2 separate regions of the Homo sapiens genome follow, and region 2 is linked to region 1. Evidence: read pairs that join two places in POLR2A ChIA-PET (ENCODE). Cell type or tissue: Panc1. All regions are shown on one strand. Each heading gives the region's core, and the rest is flanking DNA. Links, peaks and the distances in the headings are about the cores only.

Evidence for each region. Peaks named below come from ENCODE experiments on the same cell type or tissue, not always from the same donor. Only the 100,000 strongest peaks of a DNase experiment are listed, where the experiment ranks them.
Region 2: POLR2A ChIA-PET joins it to region 1 with 8 read pairs; 2 of 35 experiments call an interaction of 5 or more read pairs at or near these places.

What each region holds. Positions count from the first base shown.
Region 1 is chr9:88,007,196-88,015,248 of GRCh38, forward strand. No RefSeq gene overlaps it. Among named protein-coding and RNA genes, the nearest start is that of CDK20, 37 kb to the left of the region's middle. In Panc1, for the core only: a CTCF peak has its summit at 4,415 (motif pointing right); no DNase peak of the experiment used is centred there.
Region 2 is chr9:88,219,951-88,228,003 of GRCh38, forward strand. No RefSeq gene overlaps it. Among named protein-coding and RNA genes, the nearest start is that of SPATA31C2, 86 kb to the left of the region's middle. In Panc1, for the core only: no CTCF peak of the experiment used is centred there; no DNase peak of the experiment used is centred there; H3K27ac peaks cover 512 bases.

The sequences.
Region 1 (8,053 bases), core at 2,524-5,023:
TAGCTGGCCGGCTCACCCCCATGCCCTGCCCTCGGTGTGGTGTGGTGGGGTGGGGTGTGGGTAGGTGTTCCTTTCTGCTCTGAGAGGCTATTGCCGCTCCATTTTAAGCCACAGGATGTAAAAGGAAATTTCACATGACTTGCAGAACTGTCTGGGAAGTCCCCACCTCTCCTCATAGCAGACTCCTGCGGTAAGCCACGCTAACCTCCCTCCTCTCCAGATTCTCTTCTGCTAAAGATTTTCTTGGTTTCTTTCCTCCTCTGAGCTGGCTCACACCTTATGTGGGTGTGCTTCGAGCGCTCAGAGGTCACAGACGCTCATTCCCGCCCTTTGGCGGCGTGGTTCCGACCCCCAACTCTTCCCGCAGCCCAGCCCCTCCTGCTGGGAAGGTGAAGAGGCGTCTGGCGGGACTTCTCAAGGGATGGAAGAACCTAGAAAGGAAAAAGTAGGCCACATAGCAAGAATGCCAGGGGTGCCTCAGACGGCATAGCGGCTTCTCAGACTGATCCTGTTAAAGAACTGAAATAGCAGATGCTCCCTGAAATGTTTCAAGACCCCCAAATGTGGTGACTGTCCCTGGAGAGGTACCCAGAAGCCATTTAAATCCTTTTGCCTGGAGAATCTGCAGAGCTCACAGTGGCTCATTCTGCCTTTGGCAGAAAAATAAAATGCCTCAGGTAACAAACTGAGTCAGTTTTTACATTTTCCCTCTAGGCCCTGACTTTAGGCAGCAGCTGCCTGAAGCCGGCTCTATAATTTATTTTTATCTTGCTCCTCTGTGACATGAGACAAGAAATACACCTAAAGTCATCACCCCTAATCTGGAGTTTCGCTTTCCACAATTTCAGTTACAGGAGGTCAACCTTGGTCCAAAAATATTAAATGGAAAATTCCAGAAATAAACAGTAAGTTTTAAATTGCATTCTGTTCTGAGTGGTGGGATGAAATCTTGCCCTGTCCAGCTCTGTCCCACCCAGTACATGAATCGCCCCTTTGTCCAGCATATCCACCCTGTCTATGCTACCTTCCCATTAGTCACTTATTAGCTGTCTCAGTTATCAGATCAGGAAGAAAAGTAAGTACAGGATAAGATATTTTGAGAGACAGAGAGAGAGACCACATTTACATAACTTTTATTGCAGTATATTGTTATAATTGTTCTATTTTATTATTGTTGTTATTAATCTCTTACAGTGCCTAATTTATAAATTGAACTTTATCATAAGGCCGAGCGTGGTGGCTCATGCCTGTAATCCCAGCACTTTGGGAGGCCAAGGTGGCCAGATCACCTGAGCTCAGGAGTTCAAGACCAGCCTGGCCAACATGGTAAAACCCTGTCTCTACTAAAAATACGAAAATTAGCCAAGTGTGGTGGCACGCACCTGTAATCCCAGCTACTCAGGAGGCTGAGGCAGGAGAATTGCTTGAACCTGGAAGGCAGAGGTTGCAGTAGCCAAGATCGCACTACTGCACTCCAGCCTGGGTGACAGAGCAAGACTCTGTCTCAAAAAAAATACATAAATAAATAAACTTTATCATAGTTATGTATGCATAGAAAAAAACCCAGAGTATAATATATATAGGGTTTGTTACTATCTGAGGTTTCAGACATCCACTGGGGGGTCTTGGGGGTCTTGGAATGTGTCCCCCATGGATAAGGAGGGGGGAAACTACTGTAGTTCTCTGTATAAGTGCCTGACCAAGCATTTTACAAATAATGGTATAATTTGCTGTCAGTGCATCACATTGTGTCTGTCAAAATGTTATTTTCTTGAACTTTAAGTAACCAAAACAATCTCAAAAACAATAAGGTTGGAGGTCTCATACATCTGGATTTGAAAACTTACTGCAAAGCTACGGTAATCAAAACAGTGTGGTACTGGCATAGAAACAGCCCCATAGACTAATGGAATAGAACAGAAAGCCCAGAAATAAACCTTTATATATATGGTCAAATGATTTTTATTTTTTTTTGGAGATGGAGTCTTGCTCTGTCACCCAAGCAGGAGTGCAGTGGTATGATCTTGGCCCACTGCAACTTCCATCTCCCAGGTTTAAGTGATTCTCCTGCCTCAGCCTCCCGAGTAGCCGAAACTACAAGCACACACCACCACACCCAGCTAATTGCTGTATTTTTAGTAAAGACAGGGTGTCACCATGTTAACCAGGCTGGTCTCAAACTCCTGACCTCAGGCAATCCACCCGCCTTGGCCTCCCAAAGTGCTGGGATTACAGACGTGAGCCACCCCGCCAGGCTTTCAAATGATTTTTTTTAACAATGATACCAAGACCATTTACAGGGAAAGAATAGTTTTTTCAAAAAATAGTGTTGAAAGGCTGGATATGGTGACTCATACCTGTAATCCCAGCACTTTGGGAGGCTGAGGCAGGAGGATTGCTTGAGCCCAGGAGGTCAAGATCAGCCTGGACAATATAGTGAGGCCTCATCTCTGAAAAAATAAAAATAATAAATGTTGTAGGGAGATTGAGTCTCCACATGCAACAGAATGAAGCTGGACCCTTACCCAGTGCCATATGCAAAAATTAACTCAAAATGGATCAAAGACCTAACTATAAAAGCTAAAACTGTAAGAATCTTAGGCTGGGCACAGTGGCTCACGCCTGTGGTCCCAGCATTTTGGGAGGCCGAGGCGGGCAGATCACGAGGTCAGGAGATCAAGACCACCCTGGCTAACACGGTGAAACCTCATCTCTAATAAAAATACAAAAAAATTAGCTGGGTGTGGTGGCAGGCACCTGTAGTCCCAGCTACTCGGGAGGCTGAGGCAGGAGAATGGTATGAACACAGGAGGCGGAGCTTGCAGTGAGCCAGGATTGTGCCACTGCACTCCAGCCTGGGTAACAGAGTGAGACTCCGTCTCGAAAAAAAAAAAAAAAACTATAAGAATCTTAAAAGAAGTCTTCCTTATATCAGATTTGACAATGATTTCTTGAATGTGATACCAAAAGCATGGGCAACATAAGAAAAAATAGATAAATTGAAGTCAATAAAAATGGAAAACTTTTTCCCTGGTGGTCTAGTGGTTAGAAAACAAACAAACAAACAAGTTTAAAACTTTGTGCATTAGAGGACACAATCAGTTCAGGCGCAGTGGCTCACACCTGTAATCCCAGCACTTTGGGAAGCCAAGGCAGGAGGATCACTTGAGGTCAGGAGTTCAAGACTAGCCTGGGCAACATGGTGAAACTTCATCTCTACTAAAGATACAAAAATTAGCCAGGCATGGTGGCACACAACTGTAATCCCAGCTACTTGGGAGGCTGAGGTGGGAGAATTGCTTGAACCCAGGAGGTGGAGGTTGCAGTGAGCTAAGATCATGCCATTGCTCTCCAGCCTGGGCAACAGAGCAAGGCTCCATCCCTTACCACCAAAAATATTATTTTCTTTTATGTGATAGTGATACCAATTCCTAAAATTAATATAGGGCCACAATTATGCAGAGTTCTTGGTTGGATTTATGGATGATAAAAGTCTTTTCCCATTATGACTGACCTTTCCACTCTTTTTTTTTTTTTTTTGAGATGGAGTGTCACTCTGTCGCCCAGGCTGGAGTGCAGTGGCGCAATCTCAGCTCACTACAAGCTCTGCCTCCTGGGTTCATGCCATTTTCCTGCCTCAGCCTCCCGAGTAGCTGGGACTACAGGCGCCCACCACCACGCCTGGCTAATTGTTTGTATTTTTAGTAGATACGAGGTTTCACCATCTTGGCCAGGCTGGTCTTGAACTCCTGACCTTGTGATCCACCTGCCTCGGCCTCCCAAAATGCCGGGATTACAGGCATGAGCCACCGAGCCTGGCCCCACCTTTTCACTCTTAAATCCAGATTTTTAATGAACAGAAGTTCTTGGCCTTAATAGAGTCAAATGTTTTTAATGGAGTCATTGTTTCCCTTTGTGGCTAGTGCTTTTTATGCTGTTTGAGAGCACTGTGCTTATCTGAGGTTTTATGAAAAGGCAGTACTGAGAGTTGGCAGGTGGATCTGCTTGCCCAAGGCTGGGAGCGAGAATCAGTGTAGAGCCAGTTGGGCTTCAAGGCCTTTGCCCAAGACTTTCTAAAAGCTGCTTTAAGGTTTTACTATGTCAGGGCTACAAGTTCTGCCTTTGAAACTTTCCACATTCTCTAGCAACTTAAATTCTTTTTTTTTTTTTTTGAGACGGAGTTTTGCTCTTGTTGCCCAGTCCTTTCTTTCTGACAGATTTGATGGCAAACTCATTCCTAATTGCCTGGCTTCTTGGTAGATGAAACCCCCTTCTCTTCCCAGGGCACTAGGTCTCTCTTTGGGAATCTGCCCCTGTAGAGAGCTGCCCTGTTCACTGCAGCTCCAAAATACTGGAGAAAAACTTAAATGTCTACCAGCAGAGGGAGGAAGAGTTAAAATAGAGAAAATCCAGGAAACTGAATTCTGTGCACCCACTAAATACTGCCAATGTGCTGGCAGGAAAGGATATCCAAGAGATGAGAAAACATATTTTGCAGTCTAATAGATTTAGCATGCTTACCTTTTTGTAAAATAAATAATATACTGTGTGTATTAATATAAGAAAATTCTGGGCCAGGTGCAGTGGCTCACATCTGTAATCCCAGCACTTTGGGAGGTCGAGGCAGGCAGATAACCTGAGGTCAGGAGTTTGAGACCAGCCCGGACAACATGTCTCTACTAAACATACAAAAATTAGAGGGGCATGGTGGTGGGTGCCTGTAATCCCAGCTACTTGGGAGACTGAGGCAGGAGAATCACTTGAACCCGGGAGGTGGAGGTTGCAGTGAGCTGAGACCATGCCATTGCACTCCAACCTGGGCAACAAGAGCAAAACGCCATCTCAAAAAAAAGAAAAAGAAAAAGAAAAAAAGAAAATTCTGGGAGGACAATATGAATAGTTACCTATTGGAGGGGAGGGGTTTTCTCTTGGAAGGGCAGGTACTGAGGGCTGTGGTGAGCCGAGGGCAGATGCTTCACTTTAATTTTATATCTTTTTAAAAAATTGTGGGATTATTGTTGGTTTTAACCTTATTTGTATGCTTTATCTTCCTCTGTAATTTTCCTAGTGAAACTAATAAAACAAGGCCAAGGCAGGAGGATCTCTTGAGGCCAGGAGCTCGAGAGGAGGCTGGGCAACATAGTGCAACCCGCCTTCTCTACAAAAAAATAAACAATAATACATAATAAAACAGGGCAGGGTGTGGTAGCTCATGCCTGTAATCCCAGCACTTTGGGAGGCTGAGGCAAGTGGATCTCTTAAATCTAGGAGTTCGAGACCAGCCTGGGCAACATGGTGAAACCCTGTCTGTACTAAAAATACAAAAATTAGCTGGGTGTGGTGGCGCAGGCCTATAGTCCCAGCTACTCAGGCGGCTGAGGTGGGAAGATTGCTTGAGCTTCGGAGGCAGATGTTGCAGTGAGCTGAGATCATGCCACTGTACTCCAGCCTTGGCCACAGAGTGAGACCCCATCTCAAAAACAAACAAAAACAAAAACAAACCTCACACACTAAATAAAACAAAGTTAAGACAGGAAGGAGAGAGATTTTGTCTCAGATGTCTGCATCCTTACCTTCAGACCCAGTCTCTGACTTTGTTTTCTAGTGAGATAAAAATAAATAGGCCCCCACATGTCAGAGTTGAATGATTTCTTAGAACTCGTGATCCAGTGACCTCCTTTTTCAGGTGATGCAGGGGTGCCGGCCCTCACCTGGAACCTGCAGTTCAGGTTAAAATGTTGGCTTTGCCACTTGTGGGTAAGGTCCCCTTTAGGGAAGTGATTTTCCATCTCCTAGCCTTCACCCCTGCAAACCCAGCTCCATGGTAATTGTAACAGTTTTCTGACTGCTAACAACCTACAGAAAAGAAGCTGGAGAAAAGTCACAACAAACAGGAGACAAGTGCAGTCCTCCTGTCTGGAGGTGTTAAAATATTCGGGCGGTGCTCAAAGGGCACCAGTGACATTTGTTTGCATCTCAATGGCATTTAAGGATAATCTATGCTGAGCAGCTTATTTCATCAAGCAGGAAGTGAGACCCAGAAAGCAAAGTCTTTTGCCAAAGAGTTCCTTAGGCAGGGACAGGTTCCAGGACAAAGGAGAGAGTGAAAGCTGCAGGAAGCTTGTCCTTCTCTCCACTAAGGAGACAATTCACAATCCCCAAAATGTGTCTCCTTTCTGGGAACTCTTTATCTCTGCACCTTGAAAGCTATCATCTCTCCAGGTGTTCTGGGCTCTGGTAGCCTTTTCTAGATAGGTGGGGAAGAGGTAGAGAACTTAGGCCAAGACTTGTCAAGAGTTTCCAAGGGCAATTTGGGGAAAAGATGAGAGGAGGACATGAACATCTGTTCCCAGCTGGGCTCATTGACTCAATCCTGTAATCTTAGCACTTTGGGAAGCCAAGGCGGGAGGTTTGCCTTGCAGTCAGGAGTTCGAGACCAGCCTGGGCAACATAGCGAGACCCCCACCCTCCCTGCCACCATCTCTACTAAAAAAGAAAAAAGAAAATAGACATCTGTCCCTAGGTGGAGGAGGGTTGGTGTTTCTCTTAGGAATACCTGTTTCCATGGAAACATAGGGATGACACCAGTCCCCAGGCCTGAGTTGGCAGCACAGCTCTACCGCACAACCATGCGGGCTGAGAGCAGTTTCAGTGTCCACCCTCCTGGAGCCGTGCTGCTCAGGAGAAATATAATGTCAGCCACATATGTAACATTACGTTTACACTAATAACATTCAACTAAAAAGAACCAGGTGAAATTGATTTTAATAATACATTTCATTTTACCCAATATGTCAAAAATGTTATTTTCACATGTAATGCATATAAAAATCACTGAGATAGGTCACATTCTGTTTTCCATGGTAAATCTCCAAAATCTGGTGTGTGTCCTGTCGTCTACTCACAGCACAACTCAATTCGGCCTCGCCATGTTCAGGTGCACAATCATTGTGTGTGGACCAGGGCTGCTGTCCTGGATAGCACAGGACAAGTGAACACGAACACCCTCCCTGCCCTTCTCCTCCCACACCTGCTAGTCTGTAAGAGGAGGAAGCAGCCCTTCTCGGGTTCAGTGTGGTAGTTCATGGTGGCTGAGACGGGCCAGAATCCCAGGGCTGCTCTGAGAGAGGAGCTCAGTCTGTGCTCTGGCCTTCTCTCTCAAAGAAATGGAGATAGGCCCAGCACTTTGGGAGGCTGAGGCAGGAGGATTGCTTGAGCCCAGGAGTTCAAAATCAGCCTGGGGAGCATAGTGAGACTTTGTCTCTAGAAAACAACAACAACAACAAAAATTATCCAAGTATGGTAGCACATGCCTGCAGTCGAGGCTGCTCAGAAGGCTGAGATGAAAGGATTGCTTGAGCCCCAGAGGTTGAGACTACAGTAAGCTGTGATCACACCACTGTACTCCAGCCTGGGTGACAGAGAAGACCCTGTCTCAAAAAAAAAAAGAAAAGAAAAGAAAAGAAAGAAAAGGGATAAAAGGATTAGGGGAGATTGTGAGGACTAATTAATACACATGAGGACTTAGGGTAGGACTTGGCCTAAAGGAAAGAGCAAAATACACCAACACTTGTGCTCCACATGGTCTTGTTTTGTCCCGCCAAGCACACAGCTAGAGTTGCCTCAAAATGCTGGCAGGGAAATTGCCAGAAGGGAGTGCCCCATACCATCCCAAGATGGGGTTGGTTGGGATTCCAAAGAAAGAAGCACTAGCCAGGCGCAGTGGCTCATGCCTGTAATCCCAGCACTTTGGGAGGCCGAGGCGGGTGGATCACAAGGTCAGGAGTTCGAGACCAGCCTGGCCAACATGGTGAAACCCCATCTCTACTAAAAATAGAAAAATTAGCCGGGCATGGTGGCGCACGCCTGTAGTCCCAGCTACTTGGGAGGCTGAGACAGGAGAATAGTTTGAACCTGGGAGGCGGAGGTTGCAGTGAGCTGAGATCGTGCCATTGCACTCCAGCCTGGGGACAAGAGTGAAACTAAGTCTTAAAAAAAAAAAAAAAAAAAAAAAAAAAAAAAAAGCACTAACACCAGTAACACCAGGGTGATG
Region 2 (8,053 bases), core at 3,491-5,990, 210 kb after region 1:
GTGCAGTGGCACAATCTCGGCTCACTGCAACCTCTGCCTCCCGGGTCCTGGTAAGGGAGGAGAACACCCCTCATACTGTCTTATGCCCAATTTCTGCCTCCAAAGAAAGAAGAAGTAAAAACTAAAAGGCAGAAATGAAATCCACAGGCAGACAGCCCAGCGCCACACCCTGGGCCTGATAGTTAAAGATCGACCCCTGACCTAATTGGTTATGTTATCTATAGATTCCAGACATTATATGGAAGAGCACTGTGAAAATCCCTGTCCTGTTCTGTTCCATTCTAATTACCGGTGCATGCAGCCCCCAGTCACGTACCCGCTGCTTGCTCAATCCATCACAACCCTCTCACGCGGACCCCCTTAGAGTTGTAAGCCCTTAAGAGGGACAGGAATTGCTCACTCGGGGAACTCAGTTGTTGGGAGACGTGAGTCTTGCCGAAGCTCCCGGCCGAATAAAGCCCTTCCTTTTTTAACTTGGTGTCTGAGGGGTTTTGTCTATGGCTTGTCCTGCTACACCGGGTTCAAGCAATTCTCCTGCCTCAGCCTCCCGAATAGCTGGGACTACAGGCACGCGCCACCATGCCCAGCTAATTTTTGTGTTTTTAGTAGAGACAGGGTTTCACCATGTTGGCCAGGATGGTCTCAATCTTTTGACCTTGCGATCCGCCCGCCTTGGCCTCCTAAAGTGCTGAGACTACAAGCGTGAGCCACCTTTAGGTTTAGGTTTGCCTTTTTACCAACTCTGCACTGCGGCAGAACCTCCAGTGCTCGCCAGAAGTCTATTCTCGCTTCCCCTAGCAAAAGAGGCTGCATCTCCGGGCCTGGGTCTGGCCAAGGCGGTGGTCCTCACTGCTGCCCTGTGCCCCTTCCTGGAGCTGGGGAAGGCAACTGGGAGCGTGCCGGTAACAGCAACACCTGTGCCACGCCGGGCCTCCGACTGTGGCTTTAGAGCCGAGGCCTACCCATCCTGACGCGGCACCCGGACTCTGCGTGGAGGGAAATGAACTTGATTCTAAGGGCCTGAGTTTCAGGCGCTCTGTTGCTGAAGCCCAGCTCCCGCCAAAGGGAGAGGGAGAGGCGCACTTCACCTGCCGTTTGCTTTATTCTCATATTGATTTACCTCCGTATCTCCAAATAATCTGCTCGTTTCACCCTTTCTTGATTTATAACTCTGAAATACTATTAGCTTCAGGCAACTAAATATTAGACTCAAATACACTAACCAGACTTTCAATTCCCAATTTCCTTAGCAGAGGGCCCTCTAGGTTCCCCTTTCTCCCAAAGTCCCCTTCCCCCAAAACCTCCTGGCTCCATGGGCAGGGCTGGGTGCGGGGAGCTGCGGGCGGGGGCAGATGCAGCTGCCACAGCTCCTCCCCAGATTTCACGCCTCGCTGCTTTCACCCCCACCCCCGCAGCCTGGGGGATCATCAGGCACACCAGGAAGCCCTCCCCTCCTCTGCAGGCCTTGCACATGCATTGGGAGCTGTAGCTGTCCGCCTTTTTTCCTCCAACAATGCCTATGATCTATTTTCCAGCTTCCAAAAATAAATTGAAATTTCCCCATCAACTGTTAACGTCCCTTCCCATTCTTTTCACTCTTAGGGATTTTTTTCCTACAGATTTATTTTTCCATGCATTCCCCACTGCCCTCAGCCTTTTTGGTAACTGGGTCCAGGTCAGCCAAGCAGTGTTTAGGACACTGTTTCCTAAGCATTGGCGGTGGTGACCTAGTGGCACCAAGAATTCCCTCAGAAACTTAATAATGATGCAAACCCCCAAGTGTCCTCTGTAGTGGGTCTGGCATGGGCTCTGGAAACGGAGCGTTACATCCCTCCTGGGAGACTAAAGCATGTCTCACCTTGGGAACCATGGCGTGCAGAGTCTCTGCTAGCGGACACTTGGGGGCTGAATTGTACCGCTCCCACAAATTCCTATGTTGAAGCCCTAACAGCCAGGACCTCAGAATGTGGCTGTATTCGAAGATGGGGGTCTTTAGGCCGGGTGCGGTGGCTCATGCCTGTAATCCCGGCACTTTGGGAGGCTGAGGTGGGTGGATCACGAGGTCAAGAGATCGAGACCATCCTGGCTAACATGGTGAAACCTCGTCTCTACTAAAAATAAAAAAAAAATTAGCCTGGAGTGGTGGCGGGCGCCTGTAGTCCCAGCTACTCGGGAGGCTGAGGCAGGAGGATTGCTTGAACCAGGGAGGCAGAAGGTTGCAGTGAGCTGAGATCACGCCACTGCACTCCAGCCCGGGAGACAGTGCGAGACTCCGTCAAAAAAAAAAAAAAGAGGGGGGGTCTTTAAAGATCCCATTAAATTAAAATGAGTCATGGGACAGGCGCAGTGGCTCACACCTGTAATCCTAGTATTTTGAGAAGCCGAAACAGGTAGATCATCTAAGGTTAGGAGTTCAAGACAAGCCCGGCCAACATGGCGAAACCCTGTCTCTACCAAAAAAAAAAAAAAAAAAAGTAGCTGGGTGTTGGCCAGGTGCGGTGGCTCGTGCCTGTAATACCAGCACTTTGGGAGGCCGACACAGGCGGATCATGAGGTCAGGAGATCGAGACCATCCTGGCTAACACGGTGAAACCCTATCTCTACTAAAAATACAAAAAATTAGCCGGACATAGTGGCGGTTGCCTGTAGTCCCAGCTACTTGGGAGGCTGAGGCAGGAGAATGGCGTGAACCTGGGAGGCAGAGCTTGCAGTGAGCTGAGATCATGCCACTGCACTCTAGCCTGGGTGACAGAGCGAGGCTCTGTCTCAAGAAAAAAAAAAGAAAGAAAAAGAAACCAACAACAACAACAAAAAATAATAAAATAAGTCGTATGGCTGGGGCCTAATCTAACATGACTGGTGTCCTTATAAGAGGCAATTAGGACACAGACACACACAGAGGAAAGGCCATGTGAGGACACAGGGAGAAGAAGGCTGTCTACAAGCCGAGGAGAGAGGCCTCAGGAAAAAACAACCATGTGCACACCTTGATCTCAGACCTCCAGCCTCCAAGACTTAAAAAGGTAAATGTCTGTTGTTGAAGTCCCCAGATCTGGGATATGTTGTTACAGCAGCTCTAACAAACTAATACGACACTCCAATCAAGTGTTCTTAACAGCATGCTCAGAACTGCTGGGCTGGGGCCTTGGCTCTGAGATATTTAAGCCTCAGGTGGGGAGACCAGCCTTCCAGATAAGAGTGATTTTTAAAGCTAGCAAAGCCCCAGCTATACAGTGCTTACCTTTGCTTATATCACAGTTACAGAGTTTTTGCGTCAGTAACACTTGAAAACTCCTTGAAAGCATTTGTTATTCATAGGTAAAGTAGATGGTCTACAAATGAATGTGGTTAATAATTTTAACCTTGAGATATGATCTATTCTGAATTAGAATCATATTCTGAATTAGAAGCTTTACTAGATTTCTACTTTGCAAGGGGATTTTGCTGTGGAGTGTTTTGCAGATTCCCACTCACCTTAGCAATTTAATTCCACAAATGGATGTCGAGCTCCACCAGCTTTTTAATCACCCCACTTAGTAATGAAGTGAGTTAAATGAATTTATATCATCCCAGCCACTTGACATGCAATCATCAGACAGCCCAACAGTGCCAGGGGCCTGGTGGAAGAGCAGTGAGAATTACAGGAGCTTCAATCAGAAGAAGGCTTTGTGCAAAGGCTGCACAACCAAGACAGAGACAGAGACAGGAAGGAAGGGGCAACGAGACTAGCCTCCAGCAGAGACATCAGAGACATGGGACTGCTGGATCATGTGTACAGCACGTGTCATGGATGGGACCCATGAGGCAGGACTAAGGATTGCCTAGAAGCGAGTGAGCCCAAGGACAGCAAACGATGAGGGCAGGGAGCAGAGAGGAGAGGGAGGCATGGAGAGGTCCTCACTTCTTCCTCTACCCTGTCTTGACTGCAGGTGTCTTGAGGGCAGAAGCACCCCCAATGCTTCCTTCACCTTCCTGCAGCAAAAGGCAGCATGGATTGGGTGCTGAGCACAATGTTGGGTTCCACACTGCTCAATAAAGACAAGCTCTTTATCTGATCACTAGCCTGTGTGCATGATAAACACATGCTGACTTCAAGGAAGGTCAGTAGGTTGAAAAATGCATTGATGGGATGAATATAAGTTCTGTCTCTAGTGGGAACAGCTTCGCCTTCACTGTGCTGATGGCACACTTTTGGAGAAGTGCCAGTCACATGTTCTAAACCTCTGGCCAAATAGGTATTTTGGTAAACTAGGCCAAATACCCCATGGCCCTGGCCACAGTGGCTGGTCTAAGGCAGGGCAGCAAGGAACCCAAGTCATTGGGACCTTACAATGTGGCACTGGAGAGAAAGGCCGTGGCCCCTCCTGTCTCATTCAGAAAGAGATGATGCTAGATCTGCCACAGCCACATTCCCACCACCGTCTGCAGTTAGGAAATGAAACCAAAAAGAGACCAGCGGAGAAGGGAGGGAGCATCCTGGATACCCCACACTGCTGGGTCTATCAGCCTGAACTGTGTCCACCCCACACTTACCAGCTTGTGTGAGCAAGTGAATTCCCTCTTAGGTTTAAGCTGATTTGAGGTTTCACTCACACAGGATATGAGGCCTGGGGTGGGCTGTGGCACCTGACAGACCTTACAATACAGAAGAGACTGGATCAAGACAGGAGAAGGCTGGGCTCTCCCTACGTTAACCGCCCTCACAGAGAGGAGTAAAGCTGCTGGGAAACCCTCGCCTTTCGCCAACAGGGATTGAACCACATCCCTGCTGAACTTCATCCAGAGAGCAGTGGAAAACGCCAGAATATGAGGTGGTGCATCAGCCTTCTCCCGCCTTCAACTATGAGACAAGCCTCCCTTCAAACAGGCAGAAACAGGATGGAATTCAGTTTGTTTTAAAAAACAAAACCAAAAATAAACCAGAGAGAAGAGCTTTTCTGACTGAGACCAGAGAACCAATACAGATAGGTCAGGTAATCACGCCCTTTTTCTGATTATAAAAGGCAAATTCCCTGCCGCAACCTGGAGTCAGTGTGAGCAAGTAACAAGGTATCTAGGATTGCTTAGGGGCTGCAGAGAACCTATAGGTCAGAGTGACTCAACATTGAAAAGAGTTAGGCCAATAGAGGAGCTTGCAGGAGCTCAGCAGGTGGGAGGAGAGTGACAACACAGTTTCATGTCCTGGGCCATTCTTCTGCCAAAGTGGTACTCAGCTCCCATTGGGTGGCTACCACCCACGACTACAGCTTTCTCCCAAGGACCCACCAGGGCCCAGGGAGGGACCAGCTACTCTCACTCCCCATTCCTAACGCAAGGGCTGCACCACCCCTCGATGGCTTCCCCGCCCCCATGTTCACCTCTGTGAATAATCCCTTTACAGTTTCCGTGCTGCGGTCCCTCCCACTGAGCTCCTCACTGGCACAGGGGCATGTTGGGGACCTTGGGGTCATTTTTTGCCATTTAGTGTAGTCGTGACCTAGCACTTACGTAGTGAAATACAAAGCATTGTATTACAAGTTGTTTTTATCTTCCATACTCTCTTTTTTTGTTGTTTGTTTGTTTGTCTTTGTTTTTGTTTTGAGACAGAGTCTTGCCTTGTCACCCAGGCTGGAGTGAAGTGGCATGATCTTGGCCCACTGCAACCTCCACCTCCCAGGTTCAAGCAATTCTCCTGCCTCAGCCTCCTGAGTAGCTGGGATTACAGGTGCGTGCCACCACATTGGGCTAATTTTTGTAGTTTTACAAAAATTAGTAGAGATGGGGTTTCACCATGTTGGCCAGGCTGGTCTCGAACCCCTGACTTCAAGTGATCCGCCCACCTCAGCATCCCAAAGTGCTAGGATTACAGGTGTGAGCCACTGTGCCCAGCCTCCATATTTTCAAACAGAATTATATTGATTATTTTGGACCATGAGCATACATTGGTTATAAAATCAATGAATTTCATTTTAAGATAGTGAATAGAATGTTTCTAAATATCTTTTAAGGGTGGGCTGGAAGAAGGGCTGGGTCTCAGAGTTGGAAACCACTGGTTAGGGATTTGGCGTCTTCCCTTCCCAAAGACTGCTAGACTCCATACACAATTATTCAACCCTTCCCAAATTCCAGCCTTCTGTACCCATAAATAAACAGCTTTGCCAGGCACCTAAAACAGCCAAAGTTCTTCTTTCACCTTTTTCCTGGTTTCCCACATACATAACGAAGATTTGCTCAAAGATGGCCTATACCAACAAGGGGGGAAATGTAATTTCTGGTAGGGCAAAGAAAATCATGTACTGGCTGGGTACAGTGGCTCATGCCTGTAATCCCAGCACTTTGGGAGGCCGAGGCAGGTGGATCACCTGAGGTCAGGAATTCAAGACCAGCCTGGACAACATGGTGAAAACCCCTTCTCTACTAAAAATACAAAAATTAGTCGGGTTTGGTGGCACACACCTGTAGATCCAGCTACTCAGGAGGCTGAGGCAGGAGAATCACTTGAACCCAGGAGGCAGAGTTTGCAGTGAGCTGAGATCGTGCCACTGCACTCCAGCCTGGGTGACAGAGCGACACTCCATCTAAAAACAAGCAAAGAAAAAATCATGTATTATATTTCATGATGGTTATTCTAGGGGGAAAGGAAGGAAGGTAACCTGGCTGTACACCTGAGCATGTTCAGGCCTGGGCTGTACCCTGACGTGCACCATCTCCTCTACTCCTCACAACAGCGGGCTCTGCTTTTCCCTTCCTGGCACTTATCAATATCTGGCGGTTTATATAGCAATTAAACTTCCTTCCTCACCACCTCCCAATGTGAGCTCTGTGTAGGGAGCTGTTTTGCTCACTGTTGTATCCCAAGCACCGAGGACTTCCTGGATGAGAGAGGATTTTGAAGAAATGTGTGTTAAAATAATTGTGTTATGCCAGGTGCAGTGACTCATGCCTGCAATCCCAGCACTTTGGGAGGCTCAGGCGGGTGGATCACTTGAGGTCAAGAGTTCGAGACCAGCCTGGCCAACATGGTGAAACCCCATTTCTACCGAAAATATAAAAATTAGCCTGGTGTTGTGGAACATGTCTGTAATCCCAGCACTTAGGGAGGCCGAGGTGGGTGGATCGCCTGAGCTCAGGAGTTCAAGACCAGCCTGGCCAACATGATGAAACTCTGTCTCTAGAAAAATACATAAAAAATTAGCCAGACATGGTGGCAGGCGCCTGTAAACCCAGCTACTCAGGAGGCTGAGGCAGTAGAATCGCTTGAGCCTGGGAGGCAGAGGTTGCAGTGAGCCGAGATCACATCATTGTACTCCATCCAGCCTGGGCAGCAGAGCGAGACCCTGACCCCACCCCCAACCCCTGCCAAAAAATTGTGTTATGACTTAGGTATTATCAATGCCATTCCATGCTGAGGAACCTGAGGCTTGGAGAAATTACAAGACTGTCTGTGATGGTGAATTTTGTGTGTCAACCTTGCTAGGCCATGGTGCTCAGCTGTATGGTCAAACACAGTTCAGATGTTGCGGTGACAGTATTTTAAAGATGTGACTAACGTTTATAATCGGTACTTTGAGTAAAGCAGACAACTTTCATAATGTGAATGGGCCTCAAACAATCTGTTGAAAGCCTTAAAAGCAAAGCCTACGATTTCCCAAAAAAGAAGGAATCCTGTCTCGAGACTGCAACGTAGAAACCTCACCTGAGTTTCCAGCCTGCTGGCCTGTGGAATTCTGACTCAAAACTCAAACACCAACTCCAGCCTGAATCTTCAGCCTGCCAGCCTGCCCTGTGGATTTTGGGTTTGCCAGCTGCCCCAATCATGTGAGCCAACTCCTTAAAATAAACCCAGATAGATAAGTGATAGATAGATAGATAGATACATAGGCAGATAGACAGAGAGTATACCTATATATATAGAGAGAGAATGAGGTTTCTATGTTGCAGTCTTGAGACAGAATTCCTTCTTTTTTGGGAAATCATATATATATATGATATATATACACATATATATATAATCTCCTATGTATCTATCTATCTAAATATGTATGTGTATATATGTATACATATCTAGATAGAC